Linked DNA regions of Homo sapiens: region 2 is linked to region 1. A link is an interaction called in ENCODE POLR2A ChIA-PET data of the cell type or tissue named here. Cell type or tissue: PC-3. All regions are shown on one strand.

Evidence for each region. Peaks named below come from ENCODE experiments on the same cell type or tissue, not always from the same donor. Only the 100,000 strongest peaks of a DNase experiment are listed, where the experiment ranks them.
Region 2: POLR2A ChIA-PET joins it to region 1 with 5 read pairs; 3 of 35 experiments call an interaction of 5 or more read pairs at or near these places.

What each region holds. Positions count from the first base shown.
Region 1 is chr11:75,777,171-75,781,170 of GRCh38, reverse strand. All of the region lies in intron 1 of DGAT2 (diacylglycerol O-acyltransferase 2), which reads right to left. Among named protein-coding and RNA genes, the nearest start is that of DGAT2, 10 kb to the right of the region's middle. In PC-3, no CTCF peak of the experiment used is centred here; no DNase peak of the experiment used is centred here.
Region 2 is chr11:76,006,298-76,010,297 of GRCh38, reverse strand. UVRAG (UV radiation resistance associated) reads right to left here. Exons shown (of 15, transcript NM_003369.4): 10 at 2,677-2,764; 11 at 1,431-1,491. Among named protein-coding and RNA genes, the nearest start is that of UVRAG, 190 kb to the right of the region's middle. In PC-3, no CTCF peak of the experiment used is centred here; DNase peaks (open chromatin) are centred at 47, 1,607 and 2,467; H3K4me3 peaks cover 1,179 bases; H3K27ac peaks cover 4,000 bases.

The sequences.
Region 1 (4,000 bases):
GCCACCCACAGAAATAACCTATTTGAAGATAAAGTCAGACCCGCACAATGGAGAAACAAAAGAGCATCCTCCTCAGGGTTCCCACAGCCTCTGGCCTTGTTCTAACTGCTGATTACAAGCTGATTCTCCATCACACTGGAAGCTGCCCGAAGGCCAGGCCTGGGTCTGATCCATATCTGGATCCCCAGTGCCCTGTCAGGCCAGCCCCAAGGAGGTGCTCTGGCCACTCTTCAGGCCCCCGGAGTTCCCTCCATGCAGGGCTGAGTGAAAGGTATGATGCACAAGAGGCCCATAAAGCTTTGGGAGACCCTCCATGCCCTTGCACAGGCACTTGGACTCCTGTGAGTTTGGCACCAACACCCTATTTTGATGGTGATACCGGGTCAAGGTCACTCAGCCAGATGCTGGCAAAGCTGAACCCAATTCAGGCCCAACCTTCAGGCCTGCATCTGCTCCGATGTTGCATGTCCCCAAGTTCCTTCTCTCTGCTCCCCACAACAAAGCAGGGGGCAGTGGTGGGGAGCTGGAAGGGGAAGGGGAGAAATGAATGATCTGTTTTCCTTCAGAGGGGTGGGTCAGGAGCAGGCATCTTCTACAGCAGGTAGAGTGGCAGCAGGACTTGGGTTTCTAGACCCAGCTCTGCCACCAACTCCCATGCTAAGTCTCCTCACCTCTCTGGGCTTCAGTTTCCCCATCTATGAAATGGGGGTAAGGAGGGTGAAGTCTGTGATCTCTGGCACCCACCCTCCTGAGGACTCCTGTCAGGGTATTTGGGACCTAGAGCTTACCATCTTGCAGTAGTTCTGGTACCGTTGCTCAGGCAGATGGGAAGTGAGGGTTCAGTTGGGCACCCCCAAAACACTGCCAGTCCTTGCCACCTGGCTGTCAGTACTTCCTCTGCCCCAGCTGTGGCTGGGAGGAGTCCAGCAGAAGCTGGTGGGGATGCCGATGCTGCAATCAGATGCCACCACATGCCACCACCTTCACACCCAGTCTGACTGTTCCTGACTCCTGGGTGGGGCCACCAGGGAGCCTCAGCATCCAGCCAAGTCCCTGCTCCTATCTGCCCCCTCACCACATCTGCACTCTCTCTGCACACTCCCACAGCACCAATGTCACTTTACTTGGCCATCCCACTGCCAGTGACGCATGGGTGCCAGGACTTGGTACCTGATTCATCTGTGGTAAGAGGGGCTCATAGAGGTTTACTGCATAGCTGAGCAAATCCATAAGCAAATCCAGAGCAGCCTCAGAGGCAGCTATAGGCCTGGATGCCCAAGTTAGACTGGGCTGCCTGGCAGGAGGCAAAACCAGCCCCATCACTGAGGACTGACCCCAGAGATGGGGGATGAGCCTCTTTTGCCCTCCCTAGGTACAAGTTTCTCCACCTATAAAGGGAACACAACCCTGCTACCTACAGATGTCTCTGTTTTATGGGGGCAGATGAGACAGGCTGTAGGGGAAGATTCCCAACAGAAGACTCAAATGGCTGCTCCCAGGCAGCACTTGCTTTACACACAGCTCATTTGCTCCTACCTTTGGGGAAGGCAGAGGGAGTAGAGCTGCCAGAGAGGCCCAGAGCAGCTCTTTTACCACCCGGAAAGCAATCCCCTTCTCCTGCGCCTATGTGGGGCTTCACCGTCCCACAGCACTCTCTGGGAAGGTAGGCAAGGGGAGAACTGGCAATCCTGTTTCACAGAGAAGGAAACTGAGGTGAGGTGAAGCCCAAAGAGGCAAAATCACTTGCTTGAGGTCAGGGTGTGGGAGCCAGGACTTAAAGAAGGTATTCAGGCTCCCAGTCCCTCATCATCTCTACAATGCTACGCTGTTGAGCGCTGGCCCCACCAAACACGCCAGCCCACACCTGGACTTCAGGAACATATCCTGGCAAAGGAGAGCTCCCTCCTCTGCCCATATCATGCTCAAAGTCTCATGTGGATGTTCTAGTGAGACTGGATTCCACCCCCGCAACCCATGTGCTTTCAAGCAGTTCTCAGACCCAGGGCCCAGCCCAGGGCTGGGGTGTTGAAGGGTGTCTGTGAGCACCTCTTTGCCCAATATCTGATATCAAAGTGACCAGGAAGGCCACACCTCGGGGCTGATGAAACCCAAGTTTTCAGGGCTTCCTCTCACATGCCTGAGGGCAGCAGTGTCTGAGCCCCAACCCCCTAAATCTGAGAAAGAGGGCCCTGGGCCAGCTCTGCCCTTGCCTGGCTCTGTGACCTCGGGCAAGTCACCTAACTCTAGCTTTGGTTTTCTTATCTATAGGATGAGGGTGATAATCCTCACCTCACAGGATTTTGGGGAACATTAAATTTTTTTTTTTTTTTTTTTTTTGAGACGGAGTCCCGATCTGTCGCCCAGGCTGGAGTGCAGTGGTGCGATCTCGACTCGCTGCAACCTCCGCCTCCAGGGTTCACTCCATTCTCCTGCCTCAGCCTCCCGAGTAGCTGGGACTACAGGCACCCGCCACAACGCCCGGCTAATTATTTGTATTTTTGGTAGAGATGGGGTTTCACCATGTTAGCCAGGATGGTCTCGATCTCCTGATCTCGTGATCCGCCCGCCTAGGCCTCCCAAAGTGCTGCGATTACAGGCATGAGCCACCACGCCCAGCCAGGAACATTAAATTTTAAAACGTTTAAGGCACATGTGGCATTTGTTAGGTGATTAAGTGGTGGCTACTGGCATTGCTCCTCCCATCTCCAGAGTGGGAAGGAGTATATGTAGTGAGCAAGCAGAGTTTTTCCAGAGGCTCATGGCCACAGGTCTGTGTTACAAGAAGAGGTCGCAGAGTGATGGTAGCGCAGAGGAGGCTCCAAGGAGGCCATGAGGCTTCGCCAGGGCCCTGAAGACAAGATCTAGGGGTCAAACAGGAGGAAAGTGCGCACTGTGGTTGGGGGAAACTGCTGGAACAAAGCCTTGCAGGGAGTTCTAATGAGGCAGACCCAAATACTCAAGAACCCAGAAAGGGGGGTGAGTGACTGCCTGAAATAGAAGCTGAGAATAAAGAAGTTGGAATGAGTAGTCAAAGGTGGCTTCCTGGGTGAGGTGGGTGGGGACAGAGCTAAGACCCAAGGCATAGAGCACATACAAGGTACTAAGCGCTAATACTAGCCCTGGGGAAACAGCAGTGAGCACAGCAGATGATGTCCTGCCTCAGAGGCAGCTATAGGCCTGGATGCCCAAGTCAGACTGGCTAAAGTTAAGTTAGGATGCTTAACTTCTGCTGAGGGAGAGATAAAACACCTACGTATTAATGTATGATGTAACATCAGGCAGCGACGAGAGCTATGAAGAAAAATAATTTGGGGCAATGAGATAGAGAGAGGGGCAGGAGGATCCCTGGCCTATGGAGAGGAGGCCCTGAGCGTACATGGCGAAGCACTGGTAGACAGAGACTGTGGGCAGCTCACGCCTCTCGAAAGCCCACACCGCGTCCTCCACCCACCTCACCTCCATACTGGCATCTGGCAGGGGACATGCCAACCTGGAGTCAGTGCCGAAAACAGGGGCCGAGAGTCAGGAGAACCTGGCCTCTAACTCGTAGGAAGTGGCCTGGATGAGTCACTTCCTATACAAGCTTCAGCTTCCTCATCTATACAGTGGGGCTAATACCTACCTCACCAGATTGTTGTGGGAATTAAATGAGATAATGTATAGCCAAGAGCTTCATAAAAAGTAAAGATCTCTATGAATGCTGATTAATTACCAAGTAAGCCTCGGTGTCCTCTCCTGTTTGATGGGTAAAATAATGCCTGCCCTGCCTAGGAACAGAGGCGTAGGCGACAGGCTAACTTAGGATTCAAACCCTGGCTCTGATTCTTACCTGCAATGAGACCTTGCAAATCACTCCCTGTCCCTGGGACTCAGTGTCCTCCTTAGCTTTAATCCAGGATTGTCATAAGGAATCTAAATAACTTAGGGAAAAGGGCCAGAATGTCTGGCATCAATGTGAGAGAGCCAGAAAGATGCCAGCTAAGAGAGGTGTGAACAGCCT
Region 2 (4,000 bases), 230 kb before region 1:
TTTACTTTCTGCATCATGTGCCTGGCATTTAGGTGTTCAATGAACATTTTTTTCAATGAATAATGTTCTGTATCCCAGGAAACTGGTACGGGACAAAAGTACTCAATATGTTTACTAAATGAATCAATGAGGAAAATGATGCGCCATGGGCTTCAAGATACCACAACTTTGCCTAAAATTAATATCAAAACACATTTTTGTGAATGTCTTACAGATATCTGAGGGAGCACTATGAAATGGAAACCAGACAAATCCTAGCTATATTATTACCTAGTTTTGTGGCCTCAAGCAAGTCACTGAATACCATTTTCCTTATAGGATCCCTTTGTTTTTGTGAGTATTAAAGATTAGGCAAAATCTTATGCATTTATAGCTACTGGTATACCTCACTTATTTTCCACAACAATCATATAAGACAGGTAGGGCATAAATTAATAGTTCATTCAATCAATTAGGAAATCAACTCAAAGGTTACATTACTTGTTCCAAATTACATGGTTTATACAGGGGCAATCAGGACTTGAACACAGGTTTTCCAACTCCTGGTTTATCACTCTCCTTTTATCACGTCCAAAGTACTTACAGGTAAGGGCCCAACAGGGTAACAAAACACTCTTAGATGTTAAATGATCACCAATAACAACAGCTTCTTTATAAGAAAATGAAAGTCCTGATCAAAACTAGCAATGCTCTCTTCTTTAGTAACTTCTCAAGTAGATAAAACGCTGGCTTGGGAATAATCTATAAAGATATTTAGTAGGCCTCAAAGCATTGTTTAGGCTAAGGGAAAAGAACCCACTTGGCTAACAATAAAAATGATCACTGATATGCCAAAGAAAATAAATTCTTTGGAATATTTGCAGAGTAGGAAAAACAAAAGATTTTAAAATATAGAAATTACTAAGGATCATATTCTATAATACCTTTAATGTAATTTCTTTCTTTATTTTTAGTTAAAAGATAACAGAAATGATAGTATAACAAATTAAGCCTGTGGTAATGGAAACTTCACAAAATTAAATTTTCAAATACTTTTCAGGTCAGCAGTAATATGACTTTCTAAATAATAACAGAACAGATTTTGTTTGCTGTTCCTCTGCTCCCAACCATACACAAATTTTTCATAAAAATCAAACCAAAAGGAAGGGCGATTATTTGTATTCTTAAGAACCTGACTGTCTAATTTGCTTAAAGCCCATTTAAAAACTATTTTCTTTTAAATTTCTAATATAAGGTTCAGTAATTATTTTTCTATGATCAGACCTAACATTCTATCTCCCATCAAGGAGTCTGATATACATACTTGCAATTGGGAAAGGACAGAAAGTCCAAAAATTCCTTTGGATAAAGTGCTAGGCAACCAGCATTTCAAGATATTCTATTTCCATATATTAATATATAACAAATCTTCAAAATAAAAAATAAAATACCTTGGAAGTCCTCAGAATTAGGCAACTTGACACCGCATACAAAGTAATCCTTATGTTCATTCTGTGAATTTAATTAAAGAATAAAATTAATAAATAAAGCAAAGAAACTCTAAGTTAAATCTCAGATCAGCAGGTCGGTGCTGACTCAAAACACTGTTCTAAACTCCAAGTATTATCATAATTGTTGAAGCTGGATGATGAGTACATGGTGATTCATTCTACTCTCTCCCTACATTTACATATACTTGAAATTTTCTATAATAACATTTAAGACATCATGTCCAAGGAAAAAGCCATGTAAAATTATCATCATAAAAATATCCTTATTTCATTCACATATATAAATGGTTTAATAAGATTCTATAAGCAAACTCAAATCCTATTAGCTTTCTTCTCTGAAAATTAGTCTTTTAAACAAATTTTCATTAAAAAGAAAACTATCAAATTTAGCAGATTTAGTTCTCTGAAAAATAATCCTAATCAATTTTATTGAAGTTTTCCTTTTTTCATTCATTCTAAGAAACTAGGCTCAAAAACCTAACAGCCTGACAGTTACCCCAGGAATATCTTAAGTAACACTAATACATGAAAATTATCAATCATATTTTTAAAGCAGTGCACATATATTTGCATGTGTATGTCAGAAATGGTGATAATGGGCAGGGTGCAGTGGCTCACACCTGATATGCGAGCACTTTGGGAGGCTGAGGTGGGTGGATCACGAGGTCAGGAGATCGAGACCATCCTGGCTAACGTGGTGAAACCCTGTCTCTCTAAAAATACAAAAAAATTAGCCAGGCATCGTGGTGGCGGGCGCCTGCAGTCCCAGCTACTCGGGAGGCTGAGGCAGGAGAATGGCGTGAACCCGGGAAGGGGAGCTTGCAGTGAGCCAAGATCGCATCACTGCACTCCAGCCTGGGTGACAGAGCGAAACTCCGTCTCAAAAAAAAAAAAGTGGTGATAATGGATAATGTGGTTAAGTAAAAAGATCCTAAAGAAACCAAAAATAATTTGGCAGTCTTTCAGATGATGAGTGCATCCCACCACCAAAGTGATATAAATGAAATAGTAGGACCTAAGGCCAAACAAGTCTAAATCTATGTTTTAAATAGACATTAGCTCCTGAATGAATCATGACAGAGCATATGATTAAGCCTAAAGCAATGAGTTTTTTCATTGAGAGGAAATGTCATACAGAAATCATCTTTTCAAAACGAAAAATATTTTCAGAAAATTTGAAACTTACCAAATCAATAGGGTAAATGTAGGAAAGCTCAGAGAGTAACTGCCTGCAACGAATTGTCAACTGAGCATTAGTCTTCAAGAAGAGTTCTCTAATGAGGAAAGAAAAAATACATTTATTAAAAAATATATGCTTGCATGCTTTGTAACATTTATTTCCACACAATTAATCCAAAGAAAGATTATACTGTCTGTAATAGGCCACAGAAACTCAGAAGTAGAAGCATAAATAATAGTTACCGTAAGTCTTGACCTATCTCCAAATAGTATCAATCAAGCTAACTATATACTGAGTGCTACTGTGTGTGATTAGTACCATGCTAAGAAATGTAAAGGGGGCTGGGAGTGGTGGCTCACTCCCATAATCCCAGCACTTTGGGAGGCCCAGGAGTTCAAGACCAGCCTGGGCAATATAGGGAGACCCCGTCTCTACAAAAATAAAAAAATTAGCCTGGCTTGGTGACGTATGCCTGCGGTCCCAGCTACTTGGGAGGCTGATGTAGAAGGACTGCTGGGGCCTGGGAGGTTGAAGCTGCAGTGAGCCCTGATCATGCCACTGCACTCCAGCCTAGGCACCAGAGCAAGACCTTGTCTTTGAAAAAAAAGAAATGTAAAGGGTACAAATAATCATTCACTAGGCATCTACAAATGGCCTTATTTATTCTAACAACTCTAGCAGGTTGATACTGTTATATCTATTTATAAACAAGGAAACAATATTTAGAGAGTCTGAGTAATGTGACCAAGATTTCACAGTCAATTTAATGAGGCCAATTTGATTTCAAGAAAGATCTGGATGGTATTTCCTCAAAAAGTATTCTATATTTCACTCACAATTACATATTATAATTACCTCAAAAACCAATATGTTGGACTGTAAGAAAAAAAGTAAAAACAACAAATAAAAAGCTATAGTATGAAATTACCCTTCTCTCTCTCTTTTTTTTTTTTTTTTTTTTTTTTTTGAGACGGGGTCTCACTTTAACACTCAGGCTGGAGTACAGTGGCACAATCTTGGCTCATTGCAGCCTCGACCTTCCCGGGCTCAGCTGATCCTCTCACCTCAGCTTCCTGAGAAGCTGGGACTACAGGTATGCCCAACCATGCTGAGCTAATTTTTGTATTTTTTGTAGAGACAGTGTTTCACCATGTTGCCCAGGCTGGTCTCAAACTCATAGGCTCAAGCTATCTGCCTGTTTCAGCCTCCCAAAGTGCTGGGATCACAGGCATGAGACACCTTGCCTGGCACCAGCTCTTTTCTTGCACTACTTAAGAAACATGATCAATACATAAAATACCTGTAAAGTAAGTTGCCTGATCAACTGTGT